3 separate regions of the Homo sapiens genome follow, and all the other regions are linked to region 1. Evidence: chromatin contacts called from ENCODE Hi-C or POLR2A ChIA-PET data. All regions are on one chromosome and are shown on one strand. The core of a region is the stretch at or near the end of the contact, and the rest is flanking DNA. Distances in the headings are between cores, read along the strand shown. Region 1 has its middle 19 kb from the start of GTF2F2. Region 2 overlaps LOC107984596 (a long non-coding RNA gene). Region 3 overlaps GTF2F2 (general transcription factor IIF subunit 2).

What was found. Hi-C counts contacts between places; a loop is a spot of excess contacts on that map. ChIA-PET counts read pairs that join two places held with the same protein, here RNA polymerase II (POLR2A). Pooled maps may share reads with other maps.
Region 2: a map of dorsolateral prefrontal cortex shows a loop between it and region 1 (6-fold over the local background). The contact joins two enhancer-like sites. A Hi-C loop is called at or near these places in 10 of 168 maps with a recorded cell type or tissue (CD4-positive, alpha-beta T cell, IMR-90, aorta and 6 more), 18 of 37 single-sample maps with no recorded cell type and 22 of 50 pooled maps. POLR2A ChIA-PET finds 5 or more read pairs at or near these places in 9 of 52 experiments (AG04450, CD8-positive, alpha-beta memory T cell, Caco-2 and 5 more).
Region 3: a loop to region 1 is called in a map of naive thymus-derived CD4-positive, alpha-beta T cell, with 2.8 times the contacts of the local background. The contact joins two enhancer-like sites. A Hi-C loop is called at or near these places in 1 of 168 maps with a recorded cell type or tissue (naive thymus-derived CD4-positive, alpha-beta T cell), 4 of 37 single-sample maps with no recorded cell type and 5 of 50 pooled maps. POLR2A ChIA-PET finds 5 or more read pairs at or near these places in 10 of 52 experiments (BJ, Caco-2, GM12878 and 6 more).

The regions. Positions count from the first base shown.
Region 1 is chr13:45,099,606-45,104,306 of GRCh38, reverse strand. No RefSeq gene overlaps it. Among named protein-coding and RNA genes, the nearest start is that of GTF2F2, 19 kb to the left of the region's middle. Within about 2 kb of position 1,971, at least 2 of the 41 ENCODE cell types and tissues checked have a DNase peak (open chromatin) inside an H3K27ac peak, as active enhancers do; they include dorsolateral prefrontal cortex, where a contact is called at or near this core.
Region 2 is chr13:45,053,901-45,058,601 of GRCh38, reverse strand. LOC107984596 (a long non-coding RNA gene) reads right to left here. Exons shown (of 3, transcript XR_001749861.1): 2 at 3,964-4,319. Among named protein-coding and RNA genes, the nearest start is that of GTF2F2, 64 kb to the left of the region's middle. RefSeq lists enhancers at 1,894-2,188, 1,918-3,117. Within about 2 kb of position 2,606, at least 13 of the 41 ENCODE cell types and tissues checked have a DNase peak (open chromatin) inside an H3K27ac peak, as active enhancers do; they include dorsolateral prefrontal cortex, where a contact is called at or near this core.
Region 3 is chr13:45,141,763-45,146,463 of GRCh38, reverse strand. All of the region lies in intron 2 of GTF2F2 (general transcription factor IIF subunit 2), which reads right to left. Among named protein-coding and RNA genes, the nearest start is that of GTF2F2, 24 kb to the right of the region's middle. Within about 2 kb of position 2,888, at least 6 of the 41 ENCODE cell types and tissues checked have a DNase peak (open chromatin) inside an H3K27ac peak, as active enhancers do.

The sequences.
Region 1 (4,701 bases), core at 722-3,221:
GACAGCATGTCAGGCATCTACTGTTGTGTCTTTCTAGTATCTCTAAAAACAAACCCATAGGGCATGCTAGAAAAAGTGGCAGAGGAGGTTCAGCTGTAATTATAAAGCCCAAACTTGCTGATATTTGCCACCAGCCAAGGGGCTTGAAACCTTTTTAAATTCCATTAATAGGCTATTAGGCAGAACAAAACAAAATGGGGAGGAGAATAAAAAGAAAATGGCCATCCTGGCCAACATGGTGAAACCCCGTCTCTACTAAAAATACAAAAATTAGCTGGGTGTGGTGGCGCACGCCTGTAGTCCCAGCTACTCAGGAGGCTGAGGCAGAAGAATCACATGAATCCAGGAGGCAGAGGTTGCAGGGAGCTGAGATTGCACCACTGCACTCCAGCCTGAGTGACAGAGCTAGACTCCGTCTCAAAAAAAAAAAAAAAAAAAAAGGAAAGCAAAAAGAAAGAACTGCAATACCATCAGGACTAAACTCCATTACTATTCAGTGGCACCAGGTACCTTGGGCCTTTGGTCTAGTGCCTTCATTTAGCAGCAACAGCTCTTTACAGCTCATTTAGAGCTGTAAAGGAAAAGCCACAGCTGTCATTTTAAAATGGCACTCTTTTCCCTTCAGAGGTTAGATTTTCAAAGTGACTCTTTTCAAAAGCTTAAGGAAAAATTGATTTGTAAGACAAGACACTAGATTTTACAAAATTGCTCCTTTACTGGCCCTTGAAAATAGTGTGACTCTTCTTTATGCATAGGAGAAACAGGGCGCTATTCTGCCAGTAGCATCTCTAGTCTTCTATATTTGCAGAAACGGGTTGAAACAACATGGTTCAGATTATTTGTTGGTAAAGAAATTTTGTTAATTAATTATACCACTGTTTATCTGTACTTTTAAGTCTTAATGAGTGCCCAACACATATTAATATCAAAAACATATCAATAAATATTTGTTAAATTAATAAATAAAATAGTGTTCTGAAAGGCGACAGAAAATATAATTTAGACCCGCAACTGTCAAGGACTCAGCAGTTAGTTATATGACCGGTCACCACCTACCACCTGCTTCTTCAGCAAGCCTGTTTTAATGAAAAAGAAAAAAAGAAAAGCCATTGATTTATATCCTTTAGTTCCAGTTTGACCCCAGGACTGCTCAGTATTATGGTTTTTCAGGAGGCAAGCTCATTAAAAAGCAATGCAGGGTGAGGCAAACACATCACAGTCAAATGGCTATGTGACTGCAAAATCCTCCTGAACCAAACATTCACCTAATGAGCTCGGTTTGTGAGTTTTGAATTATAATGAATAACAGGCAGCGTCTGAAGCCCTAAAAAGCGTGTGTGTGTGTGTGTGTGTGTGTGTGTGTGTGTGTGTATGTAAGCAATGGCTTCTGAAGCACACTTTACAAAAGTATGTGCTTTAAAGAAGCCAGCTGAAGGTTTTATGTTCACTGCATGCTCATTAGTAACTGGTCTCATTTCTGCTGTGTTTACTTCTTCTTCTTCTTTTTTTTTTTAAAGAAATCATAAGGATACAATTAAAATCCCAGTGACTGGTGGTTTCTGCTAGAGAGATAAACAGTACCTGACCCCATGTGATCTGTTGCATGAATAGATCAGGATTTCATCTTCAGGCAACTTGATTTTGGATGGTTGCTAAGGAGACTATTGGTATCTCTGTGTCCTAGGTGCCCCATTGCTTGGAGAGAATTACAGCAGATTTTGCCTGTTATTTACCCAGAGAGAAAATCTGAAAACTCATTAAGACAGTGAACACTTTAAGATTTTGCTGGTCTTTTTAATGTTTTGAGTGTTTCTGGCTTTGGAGTGTAACTGGTGAACATGTTGGCATCTAAATGCGTATGCTTTCAGAAATGACAATGCAGCTTTGTTATAGAAAAGAGGCGTAAGTAGTCAGCGTCTGGGTATCAAATTCTGTGACCCAGCTCGTGGCACAGGCCTGTATTTGTTTCTTTGTTTTCTTTTGTCAGAGTCAGGAGATCAGGATTAAATCCCAGCTTTTTTTTGTTTTTCTTTTCTTTTCTTTCTTTTTTTTTTTTGAGACAGAGTCTCACTCTGTTGCCCAGGCTGGAATGCAGTGGGGCATTCTCAGCTCACCGCAACCTCCGCCTCCTGGGTTCAAGCAATTCTCTTGCCTCAGCCTCCTGAGTAGCTGGGATTATAGGCATGCACCACCACACGCAGCTGATTTTTGTATTTTTGGTAGAGATGGGATTTCACCATGTTGGCTGGACTGGTCTTGAACTCCTGGCCTCAAGTGATCCACCCACCTCAGCCTACCAAAGAGCTGAGATTACAGGCGCGAGCCACCGCACAGGGCCCCAGCTTTTTTTCTAATAAGCTATATGGCCCTGGGCAAATATCCTCTTGACACTCAGTTTTCTTATCCTAAAAGCAGAAAAATAGTTAATGCCTGACAGTGTTGTTTGTGAGGATTAAAGATGATAGTGAGAACATGTCAAAAGCTACTCATAAATTACAAACAGCTGTCAGTTACTGTCCTAAGTGTGGTTCCCCTAGGGCACAGACTTTCAGGAAGTTACCCTCCAACATGTATATTAAGGAGTCCTAGGATCAGTGATCCTGGAAGGAAAAAGAAGGAAGCAGGATAAGTAGAGGGAGAAATCGAAAGGTGAATAAATGCAGGCCCAACAACAGACTCAGCTAGCCCTACTGGTGAGCTCTGATGTTAGAATGGCCCTTCAGGATTGTCTTGAATAGAACAAACCTTTTTTTCTCCCTGCAACCCTACCCCCATTCGTATGTTGAAGCCCTAATCCCCAGTGTAATGGTATTTGAAGATGGGGTCTTTGGGAGGTAATTAGCTTTAGATGAGGTCGTGACGGTGGAACCTCCATGATGGGATTAGTGTCCTTATAGAAGAGCAAGAGACGAGAGCGCTCTGTCTCCACCATGTGAAGTCACAGTGAGGAGGCAGCTGTCCGCACACCAGGAAGAGAGCCTTCACCAGGACCCCAACCATCCTGGCACCCTAATCTTGGACTTGCAATTTGTTAAAAACCTGTTGCCAAGCCAGTGCACACCTGTGCAGATTATCTCCAACACCTGCCCTGCCAGCTTAACTTTGTCTCTTCCCTTGCTTTATGGAGGTAGAAACTATTTTCCAGAAAAATCAAAAGGGGAGAGGCTCTGAATCAGAGGCTACAGGGCTCTTCAGAGGGCAGGAGTAAAGATCCAGACTGAAAGGGAGGAGTCTGCATGTGGAGCAGTGGCACGCTAGAGAGATTGCCCAGCTCCTCGCATGCCAGCAGCCACGTATAACATCCAGGCAGGAGCCCCAAGGTCCCCTTCCCGAAAAAAGGGGACATCCCCAGGGAACAGACTTCCTAATACTGGTTATCACTGTCATTTTTATAAGTCTTAAGAGTTGATGAAAAAGAAAAGTTGTCATTTTAGTGAAACAACTTGACTAAGATTTTAGCAAACCAAATCAGGCCCCAGTTGCAAAATAGGCTGTTTAGGATATGCTGAAGAGAAGGCGTTCAGGACAAATACTCTGAAGAAAAAAGACTAGAGTTGAAGAAATTACACCCTTTCTGTTTGGTCTGGGCCAATCATTGTAAATTTCCTGATGTAACAGCCTATAATAAGGGACCTAACTGATTGGGTGATAGATTAGAGAATCACCCTGCAAGGGCCCCTCAGGCACTCTGTCCTCAGTCCTGAGATGTCAATGGTCAACCTGAATCCACAACCTTGGCCTGTCTAATAATAAACACTCCTTCTCTGGGTTAAATAATTAAAACTGTATCCTTAGGAAGAAATAAAAACTAAAATTACACTGTAGATATGGAGAAGGATAAATAAATGTAGATGAAGGCCAGGCACAGTGGCTCACACCTGTAATCCCAGCACTTTGGGAGGCCAAGGTGGGCAGATCACTTGAGCCCAGGCATTCAAGACCAGCCTAGGCAACATGGAAAAACCCCATCTCTACAAAAAATATAGAAAATTAGCTGGGCATGGTGGCACGAGCCTGTAGTCCAGCTACTCTGGAGGCTGAGATGGGAGAATCACCTGAGCCTGGGAAGTTGAGGCTGCAGTGAGCTGTGATCAAGCCATTGCACTCCAGCCGAGGTGACAAAAATAAAATAATTAAATAAAATAAAAACATAGATAAATAAACATAGATATAATTTTAAAAATAATTAAATCAGGCTGTGCATAGTGTCTCACCCCTGTAATCCCAGCACTTTGGGAGGCCAAGGGGGGGTGGATCACCTGAGGTCAGGAGTTCGAGACCAGCCTGACCAATATGGTGAAACCCTGTCTCTACTAAAAATACAAAAATTAGCTGGGTGTGGTGGTGTGCACCTGTAATCCCAGCTACTCGGGAGGCTGAGACAGGAGAATTGCTTGAACCTGGGAGGTGGAGGTTACAGTGAGCTGAGATGGTGCCACTGTACTCCAGCCTGGGCAACAGAGCAATCTTGGCTCATTACAACCTCTGCCTCCTGGTTTCAAGCGATTCTCCTGCCTCAGCCTCCCAACTAGCTAGGATTACAGGCGCCTGCCATCATGCCTGGTTAGTTTTGTATTTTTGGTATAGACGGGGTTTCACCATGTTGGCCAGGCTGGTCTCAAACTCCTGACCTCAGGTGATCCATCCGCCTTGGCCTCCCAGAGTTCTGGGATTACAGGCATGAGTCACCATGCCTGGCCT
Region 2 (4,701 bases), core at 1,357-3,856, 46 kb after region 1:
TGATGTGCATCTATGTAAAATTATATGTGGCTGGGCGCGGTGGCTCACGCCTGTAATCCCAGCACTTTGGGAGGCCGAAGCAGGTGGATCACTTAAGGTCAGGAGTTTGATACCAGCCTGGCCAACATGGCAAAACCCCATCTCCACTAAAAATACAAAAATTAGCTGGGCATGGTGGTGCATGCCTGTAGTCCCAGCTACTTGGGAGGCTGAGGCAGGAGAATTGCTTGAACCCGGGAGGTGGAGGTTGCAGTGAGCCGGGTCGTGCCACTGCACTCCAGCCTGGGTGACAGAGTGAAATTCCATCTCAAAAACAAAACAAAACAAAACAAAACAAAAAACAAATAAAATTATATGTGAAACAGAAAAAAAAATAAGTTATGCAGAAAAGGCTAACTACTTGCTTCCTGATATCAGGAGGCTTCTCTTTAGCTTTGGTTTCACCAAACTTATAGCAGTGGGGTGGAACAGCCTTGAGTGATGCTGGCCTCCAAGAAAGATCAGGACTCTCCATCATGGTCAGCTTTCCTTTCTCCTGAGTGTGATGGGGCAGGGGTGAGGGCACGCTGGGAACCAAGTTACTTATTAATAATAATAGAAACAAAGGTGGTCCTGAGGACCTTATCAGAGACTCTCAGGGGTTTAAAAACATAGATGGAAATTGAGTGAGAAGGAAAAAGTATGGCAAACATACAACGTGGCTGGGTACAGTGGCTCACACCTGTAATCCCAGCACTTTGGAAGGTCGAGGTGGGTGAATCACTTGAGGTTAGGAGTTCAAGACCAGCCTGGCCGACATGGTGAAACCCTGTCTCTACTAAAAGTACAAAAAATTAGCCAGGTGTGGTGGTGCATGCCTGTAATCCCAGCTACTTGGGAGGCTGAGGCAGGAGAATTGCATGAATTGGAGGGCACCATATTCACTCTGGGATCTAGTACAGATCCAGGAAGTGAGCCCCACGTTCATCAAAGTGGTCTGCTATATGATCTGTGAAATGTTAAGATGTATTGTAACATGTATAATAGAGAAGAGGCCCATGGTGTGGAAAACATCATGTGGTGGTCATTCAGAGCTTGGATTCTGAGATCAAGTGGCTCTGGGTTCCAATCTGCATTTGCTAGATACAGGCTACTTTCATGAGACTCAGTACGGTGGCTTAAACAGGAAAGTCATGGCCAGGCATGGTGCCTCACACCTGTAATCCCAGCATTTTGGGATGCTGAGGCAGGTGGATCACTTGAGGCCAGGAGTTTGAGAGCAGCCTGGCCAACATGGCAAAACCCTATCTCTACTAAAAATACAAAACTTAGGCTGGGTGTGGTGGCTCACGCCTGTAATCCCAGCATTTTGGGAGGCTGAGGTGGGTGGATTGCCTGAGGTCAGGAGTTCGAGACCTGCCTGGCCAACATGGTAAAAACCCATCTCTACTAAAAATATGAAAAACTAGCCTGTGTGGTGGCAGGCACCTGTAATCCCAGCTACTCGGGAGGCTGAGGCAGGAGAATCACTTGTACCCAGGAGATGGAGGTTGCAGTGAGCTGAGATCGCGTCACTGCACTCCAGCCTCGGTGATGAGAAACTCCGTTTCAAAAAACAAAACAAAAAACAAAACTTAGTCTGGCATGGTGGCATGCGCCTGCAATCACAGCTACTTGGGAGGCTGAGGCAGGAGAATCGCTTGAACCTGGGAGGCAGAGGTTGCAGTGAGCCGAGATCACACCACTGCACTCTAGCCTGGGCAACAGAGACTCCGTCTCCAAACAACAATAACAACCACCACCACCACCAAACCAGGAAAGTCGTGCAGTTCTCAGGTTCACAATCCAGATAGTGAGTGGAGCTAGTCTGGTGGATTGATGGTGATGGACACCCAGGCTCCCTTTGTCCCTCTGCTGTCCTGTCCCTTATCAGTTCACCATTACATTTGCCTTCAGGCTGTTGAAGGGAGAAACAGAAAAAAGGAGGCTCCCCTCCTTTCCTTCTAAGTGCTACACTCAGAAGTTGAATGCAGTCATTGGCTAGATTCCAGTCACGAGGCCACACCTAGCTGCAAGGAAGGCTGGGAGATGGGGTTTCGGACAAGCAGCCACCCAGCCAAAACATCCATGACTGAGTAAGACAGGAGTTGGCCTTAATCCCCAAATCACACAACAATAGCCTTATAAGCCTAAGAAGGAGTGGCAGCATGAACTCTGAAAGCATGTAACAGGGAGCCCTGATCCAGCCACAGGGCTTGGGGTGAGGAGGTTTAGGGAACTGACTTTTTCCAGAGGAAATGATTTTGAGCGGAGATCTGACAGGTCACTGGATGAAGCAAAGAAGAGGGTTCCAGAAGGAGGAACACTGCACAAAGGCCCCAAAATGGGAAGGACAAGGCATGTTTGAGGAATTGAAAAAAGGCTTAATTTAAGGAGAAGCATAGATGGGGTTTCTTCCCAAGGAATGGAGCCTGGCTAGTGAAAGATATTCCAGCACGAGCACCAGCTCTCACAGATACCATTTGTTTTCTGTGGCTTGGAAACATCCCACGGTGGTTTGTCTGGCAGCCCAGAGAGAGCTGACATTGGTTTGAGAAGGTCTAATTATTCCTCGTCTAAGACTTGTGTAAATGAGTAAAGTCTTTGTGTGGGTTGCTTTAGAAGAATTTGGCAAAGTTGTGTGCCTCGTTTGTGTTATTTATAATTTTAAGAAAGCTTAGGAAACAGTTTTAGCATCTTGTCTATAATATATTGAAATGCAGTGGCTTTGAAAATCATTTGCCTTTTTGAATTAAAGGAACAGATCGGCAATTGAGTAATGGATCCACCCTGGGACGTGGGAGGTGAGAGCAAAAGTAGTTGTTGACTCATCTCCATGTATGTGTGGTAACACATGAAAATCAGTTTCATTACTTTATAGCTTCACCACCTATTAAAGCCCTGTAAAGTGTGAGTCACAGGAAACTTGAGGTACTGGAATTTGAGAGAGCCCAGTATAAAAATTCATGAAATCTTTCTGCACCACTTACTCTACTTTTAGTTATTGCAACTGGGTAATCGTTTTTTTAAATTTTAATGTGCTTCTCCTTCACTTTCCCAAGGACACAACCTGTACTTTAGCTGGCTCCAGGCGTCTGTCTGATTAGGGAACATGCACATCTGTTATGGGAGGAAAGCCGAGAGAAAGACTGGGTAATTTCGAATTTTTGGCACTCAAAACCAGGATCAGGCAGCTGGCTTTCATCTTGAAGGTGGATTTTGCACTTCAGCATCTTTATCACACTCAGAAACCGGGGCCTGGCTCAGTTTAGGAAAAGGCAGTGCAGCATAGAGAAGATACTCCTAAGGCGAGCTGCCAGAGAAGATGCAGAATGCCCAGTGAATTTTAGATAAACAATGAATAATTTGTTAGAATAAATATGTTCCAAATATTGCATGGAACATAATTACACTAAAAAATTTGCTGTTTATTTAAATATAACTGGGCATCTCGTATTTTTTTTTTTTTGATAGGGAGTCTCACTCTGTTGCCCAGGCTAGAGCGCAGTGGCGCGATCTCAGCTCACTGCAGCTTCCATCTCCTGGGTTCAAGCAATTCTCGTGCCTTAGCCTCCCAAGTAGCTGGGACCACAGGTGTGTGCCACCATGCCTGGCTAATTTTTTGTGTTTTTAGTAGAGATGGGGTTTCATCACATTGGCCAGGTTGGTCTCGAACTCCTGAGCTCAAGCAACCTGCCTGCCTTGGCCTCCCGAAGTGCTGGGATTACAGACGTGAGCCACTGTGCCTGACCTGTATTTTTATTTGTAAACCTGGCATTCCCACCCCTTAAGGCTAGGACAGCTAGATAAGTACCACTCTATCTATAGTGGGAAAATAAACCAGGAGGGAAGAGTAGAGTGTGCTAGTCATACTGACAGGCCAACCTTGAAAGCCCCTTTCTCTATTTGAGCAGAACCCATTCCCACTAGAGAATCAGAAAGTACCAGATCTTGCTTTTCCAGCTCCTTGAGCACAACTGAAGGCACAGGCCAGTCAGGGACATCTTCCCTAACCCTGATTGATGAGAAATCAGGGGTTTGGAAGAAGCAGGTGCGGTACAGAGCAGATGATGGCAGTGACCGTAGCCGCATTATTGATCCCGTGTTGTCAGTGGTGGAACTTGTGGGGTCCAGCACAGAAGTGTTTCTAAGGCTTTCTTGTGGGCAATTGTTCCTGGCTGCAGAGCCTCAGTGCCTGGCTCTGGGCCTCTCAGGTTCCTGCAAGCCATCCAATATCCTTCTGATAAATTCCTTTGCTCCTTAAGTCCAGCAGCGTCGGTTCTGTTCCTTGCACCTAAAAACTGAGTGATAAATGAAATAAAAGCCTTTTGAGGTGTGAGGAACTGTGGAGAGAACAAGAGGAGTGAGATGGGAAAACAGAGTGGGCAGAAACGTGCCTGGAGAGCAGGTAGTATACAGTAAATCAGGGGAGGATAGGGGCCTTCTTACAGGATGCCCCTGTACCATTCTGCACTCACAGAGCCACTTGGGGAGGTTGCAGCCAGTTTTGATTCATAAGGACCAGTTTCCATGCTGATTGTATGGTGCTTGTACTTTACTGGCTTTTAAGTATTTCGAATGACTCCCGGGTGCACCCATTTCATCTTGGACAGTCTCTGAGAGTTAGTTGTTTAAAGCCTCCCTTGATGCCAGTATGTTACAGATAAAATCTAGAGTTTAGCT
Region 3 (4,701 bases), core at 1,639-4,138, 41 kb before region 1:
GCAGTGGCATGATGATGGCTTACTGCAGCCTTGACTTCCTGGGCTGAAGTGATCCTCCCACCTCAGCCTCTGGAGTGGCTGGGACCACAGGCGCTCATTACCTTATCTAGCTAACATTTATTTTTATTTTTGTAGAGACAGGGTCTCACTATGTTGCCCCAGCTGGTTTCGAACTCCTAGACTCAAGTGATCCTCCTGCCTTGGCCTCGCAAAGTGCTGAGATTACAGATATAAGCCACCGCACCAGGCCTTGTTTTAATTCCTATTCATACTTCCCCTAACTGAACAACTGAGCTCAAAAACCATTAGGTGAAGCCAAACAACATAGGTATCTTCTTCAGAGTGGGTTGGATAGGATGGTCATAGTCCAAATGGGGTGAAGAGGATGCCACTGGGGTGAAGCAGGCAAGCAGGGGCAAGGTATCAGAGCCCAGTCAGGTAAGGAGGGCATCGCTATAAAGGAGTGGCTCAGTAAGAAATGTGTCAGAGCCTGGCGGGTGAGAGCATCCACATATAGGAGGACAACCTGAAACAGGATGCTGGACCCTTAGTGGGGTAAGGAGGCATTCCTATGGAGGAGGGGAGAAACCTCAGAACAGGAATGAAAGCCTGAACAGGGTGAGGAGGGTGTCCCAGTGGAGGACAGCAAAAGTGGCAGCACACTGAGGGGAGCTACAGCCCAAGCAGGGTGAATAGGGTATTTGCACATGGAGTTGGGAACGGACTGAACAAGTAAGAACAGAGGCCCAAACAAATAAGTAACTATATTAAGGACAACAGGAACCAGGTTTCTCACTTTTGGAAAAGAAGCACAAGTAAGAAAAGGAAGAAAACTGGAACAAAGTATGTGGTATTTTATTGGAACTGGATATATTAGTGCAAACTCATTTCAATATATGTAAATATAGAAATACAGATGTAAAGAGGGATGTGTGTGGGGGAGGTATGTGTGTGTGTACATATGCTCCCTAGCTCTGTTCACTGAGAAGGCCTTGGAAGCAGCAAGAAGCATTTGGGGTATCCAGATCTTAGTTTCTAAATATCATTCTCCCCTAAAAGGAACCATGGCCAACCCCTTGGAGAAATGGCTAACTCCAGGGCTTAGGCAGAAATGTATAAGATGAGTCTAAAACATCTCTCTATGTCAAAAAAATAACAAGTGCTCAAAGAATGATGAAGACATGTCAAAAGGGCATAAATATTTTACTATTAATTTATCCTCATATATTAATCTTTCCATCACTCACCTATTACTTCCCTGGGATAAGTTCCTAGCAGTTGATGGAATGAAAGAAACAAAGAGAAATTTACAGAATTGCTGGATGAAAGGCATGAATTTTTTTTATTAATTTTTATAGCTTTCTCATTATCCCAGTCCCACTCTACTGGATGAGCTCATTTGTCTATCTCTCTAGATAATGGCATCATCGAGAACTGAATAAAATGCTTGAGCTGTGAGCTAACTGGCAGAGAAAACAGTGGGATTGTTATTCTATGTTGTTTTGAGCAGGAATATGTGTGCATGTTGTGTAAGTTATATACACACACATATATGTTGCCAGACTGCCTTTCAGAAAGTTTGTAACAAATTGAACTCCCGTCATCATATTATCAGTATAACACTGTTCTAAACTCAGTCAATTTTATAACAGAAAAATTGTGTCTCATTAATTTTTTGTTTCCATACTTTTTATTATTAGCGGGTCCCCACATGACCCAGAATGTTAAACATGTTTAGAAATAAAGCTAGAAATAAGCACTTTGGGAGGCCGAGGCGGGTGGATCACGAGGTCAGGAGATCGAGACCAACCTGGCTAACACAGTGAAACCCCGTCTCTACTAAAAATACAAAAAATTAGCCAGTCGTGGTGGCGGGCGCCTGTAGTCCCAGCTACTCGGGAGGCTGAGGCAGGAGAATGGCGTGAACCCAAGCCGAGATCGCGCCACTGCACTCCAGCCTGGGTGACTGAGTGAGACTCTGTCTCAAAAAAAAAAAAAAAAAAAAAGACCAAAAAAAGAAATAAAGCTAGAAATAAAAATCTCGGGGAGAAGCCATATTATTAGTACAGGCTACATGATTATCAATAAGATATAACATATATCAAACATTTGGACAACTGAAGTATTCTGAGGCAGGATGGTGATGTACAAAGAAGGTTGCCTTTAAAATTAAACAAGCTAAAGCAAAACTATAAACTAATTTTTTTTTTGAGACTGAGTTTTGCGCTTGTTGACCAAGCTGGAGTGCAATGGTGAGGTCTCCGCTCACTGAAACCTCTGCTTCCCCGGGTTCAAGCGATTCTCCTGCCTCAGCCTCCCGAGGAGCTGGGATTATAGCCACACACCAACACATCTGGCTAATTTTTGTATTTTTAGTAGAGACGGGGTTTCACCACGTTGGCCAGGCTGGTCTCGAACTCCTGACCTCAGGTGATCCACCTGCCTCAGCCTCCCAAAGTGTTAGGATTACAGGTGTGAGCCACCATGCCCAGACCAGCAAAACTATAAACTAATTAAAATGTGGCACACATCAGATGTCCAAAGATACAAAAATAATCCAGGTACATTGGTTTAGAAATATCATATAAATTGCTTGATAAAAATGGTCCAAATGTTACCAACTGTCAGAACAAGCTGTTACTCTCATCTTATTCACAACTGGACTCTCCTTTTTTCGAGTATTAAGACAGAACCAAATTCAGGAAGAGCTGCATTCCAGGCTGCACGTCTTTTCCCTCCTCTCTGCCTCTCCCAATCTCTCCACCCACAGCCCTGTCTTCTGGAATAAGCAGCCACGCCATACAGATCTCCTAGTTTCTGGCCTGCGACACACAGCAAGCTGCTGCTGAGCTTCGGAAGATGTGGTAGGGAGGGAAGGTCCTCCCACACCACATTAGACACAATGCAGTATCTACTATCTGGCCTGTGTAGTATGCGTGGTTACAACAGCAGGAGAACTCTTATTAACTACGTATTTTACATGCATTTGAACCTATGAGGTATTAATATCATCTCCTCAGATGAGGAAACAGAGTAAACAATTTACGCAAAGTCACATAGCTAGTAAGTGATAGGGTAAGGACTAAACCTCAGGCTAATTCCCAGGTCCATACTCATAACCAGTATGCCACACTGCCTTTCTAAAATCTTAGTTGTTTTCATTTTGTACCCAAATACACATTTTTTTAAACCACAGGTAACCTATAACCTATAACCTATAAACCTACATACTTAGAGGTTAATCTGCCTCTAGGAATCAGTAGTTGATTCTACATCTGTGAGTACAGTTTACCTGGTCTGCCCTACATCTTCTCTTAACAGCCCTAGACTTTCAAATGTTCCTTATAAGACATTAATTTTTTTTTCCAGCTTTCTGATTATCCTAGTCTCACTCCACTGAATGATCTTATTCATCCATGTCTCTCTTTAAGTGCAGCACTAAGAACTGAACATAATGTTTTCACTGTGAGCTGACTGGCAAAGTAAGGAGGAGGATTATCATTCCACTTCATTCTAAACAACAGACATCTATCAATGGAGCCTTTTGTTTATCGGCTCATAAATTTGATGACTCATATTAAGCTCAAAATCAACTAAAATCCTGATAACCTAGTCACATGCACTGTAAGACATTCCCCACCCATCCTACACTTGTTTAACAGTGAATTTAGTTAATTCAGTAACAGCAATGAAAACTAAGTAAATTAGTAAAGTAAACAAGACAGCCTGGAGAATACAGCCAGGAGACCAACTAGGCAACAAGCTGTTTTCAAGCATTTTCATAGCAGTCTTAGGGTACTAATTACTATAAGTCTGTTCTCATCACTAAAAGTATCTAGATCTTCTACAAGACTGATTATGTGTTACGTTAGGTAGAAAATCTGCTAGACCTGTTGCCTACATATAAAACATGCAAACACACACAATTTGCTCCTTATTTGTCTCTGATATTGGCATAGGTAAAAACCACTAGATTCCCTTTTAAGAAATTCTGAGGGCCAGACGTGGTGGCTCACGCCTGTAATCCTAGCACTTTGGGAGGCCAAGGCAGGCAGATCACTTGAGGTCAGGAGTTCAAGACCAGCCTGGCCAACATGGTGAAACCCTGTCTCTACTAAAAATAAAAAAAATTAGCTGGGCATGGTGGCAGGCGCCTATAATCCCAGCTACTCAGGAGGCTGAGGCACGAGAATTGCTTGAACTCAGGAGGCGGAGGTTGCAGTGAGCCGAGATCACGCCACTGCGCTCCAGCCTGGGCAACAGAGCCAGACTCCATCTCAAAAACAAAATGGTGGGCTTACTTTTTCTTCAACTGTGGTTGAGGAAACTGATTTGAATAAAATAATTTCAACTCACTTCTACTGAGGTTTTACTTTCAAAAGAATTCAAGACTAAAGTGAGAAAAACAAGGAATGTAAGTACTGGCCATGTACTCTAGGGAAGAGATCAAGATGCAACAAAGTAAACCAAAGCCTCAGAACTACATACAAGAGAGAACAACAAGGAAAGCAAAATCAGACTTCTGTGCTATGTTCTGAAGTTAGCAAAACTAAGCCTAAAGGGGTTAGAAAAATACCTTGCTCTGGTTAGTGGATTTAAAACATAACAATGTTTTAAAACTTTGTCCGTATTAAACACCCAAAATGATTTGTATGGAGAGTAATCTGGAGGCTTACATACCAAGCAGTTACCCATGGCCAC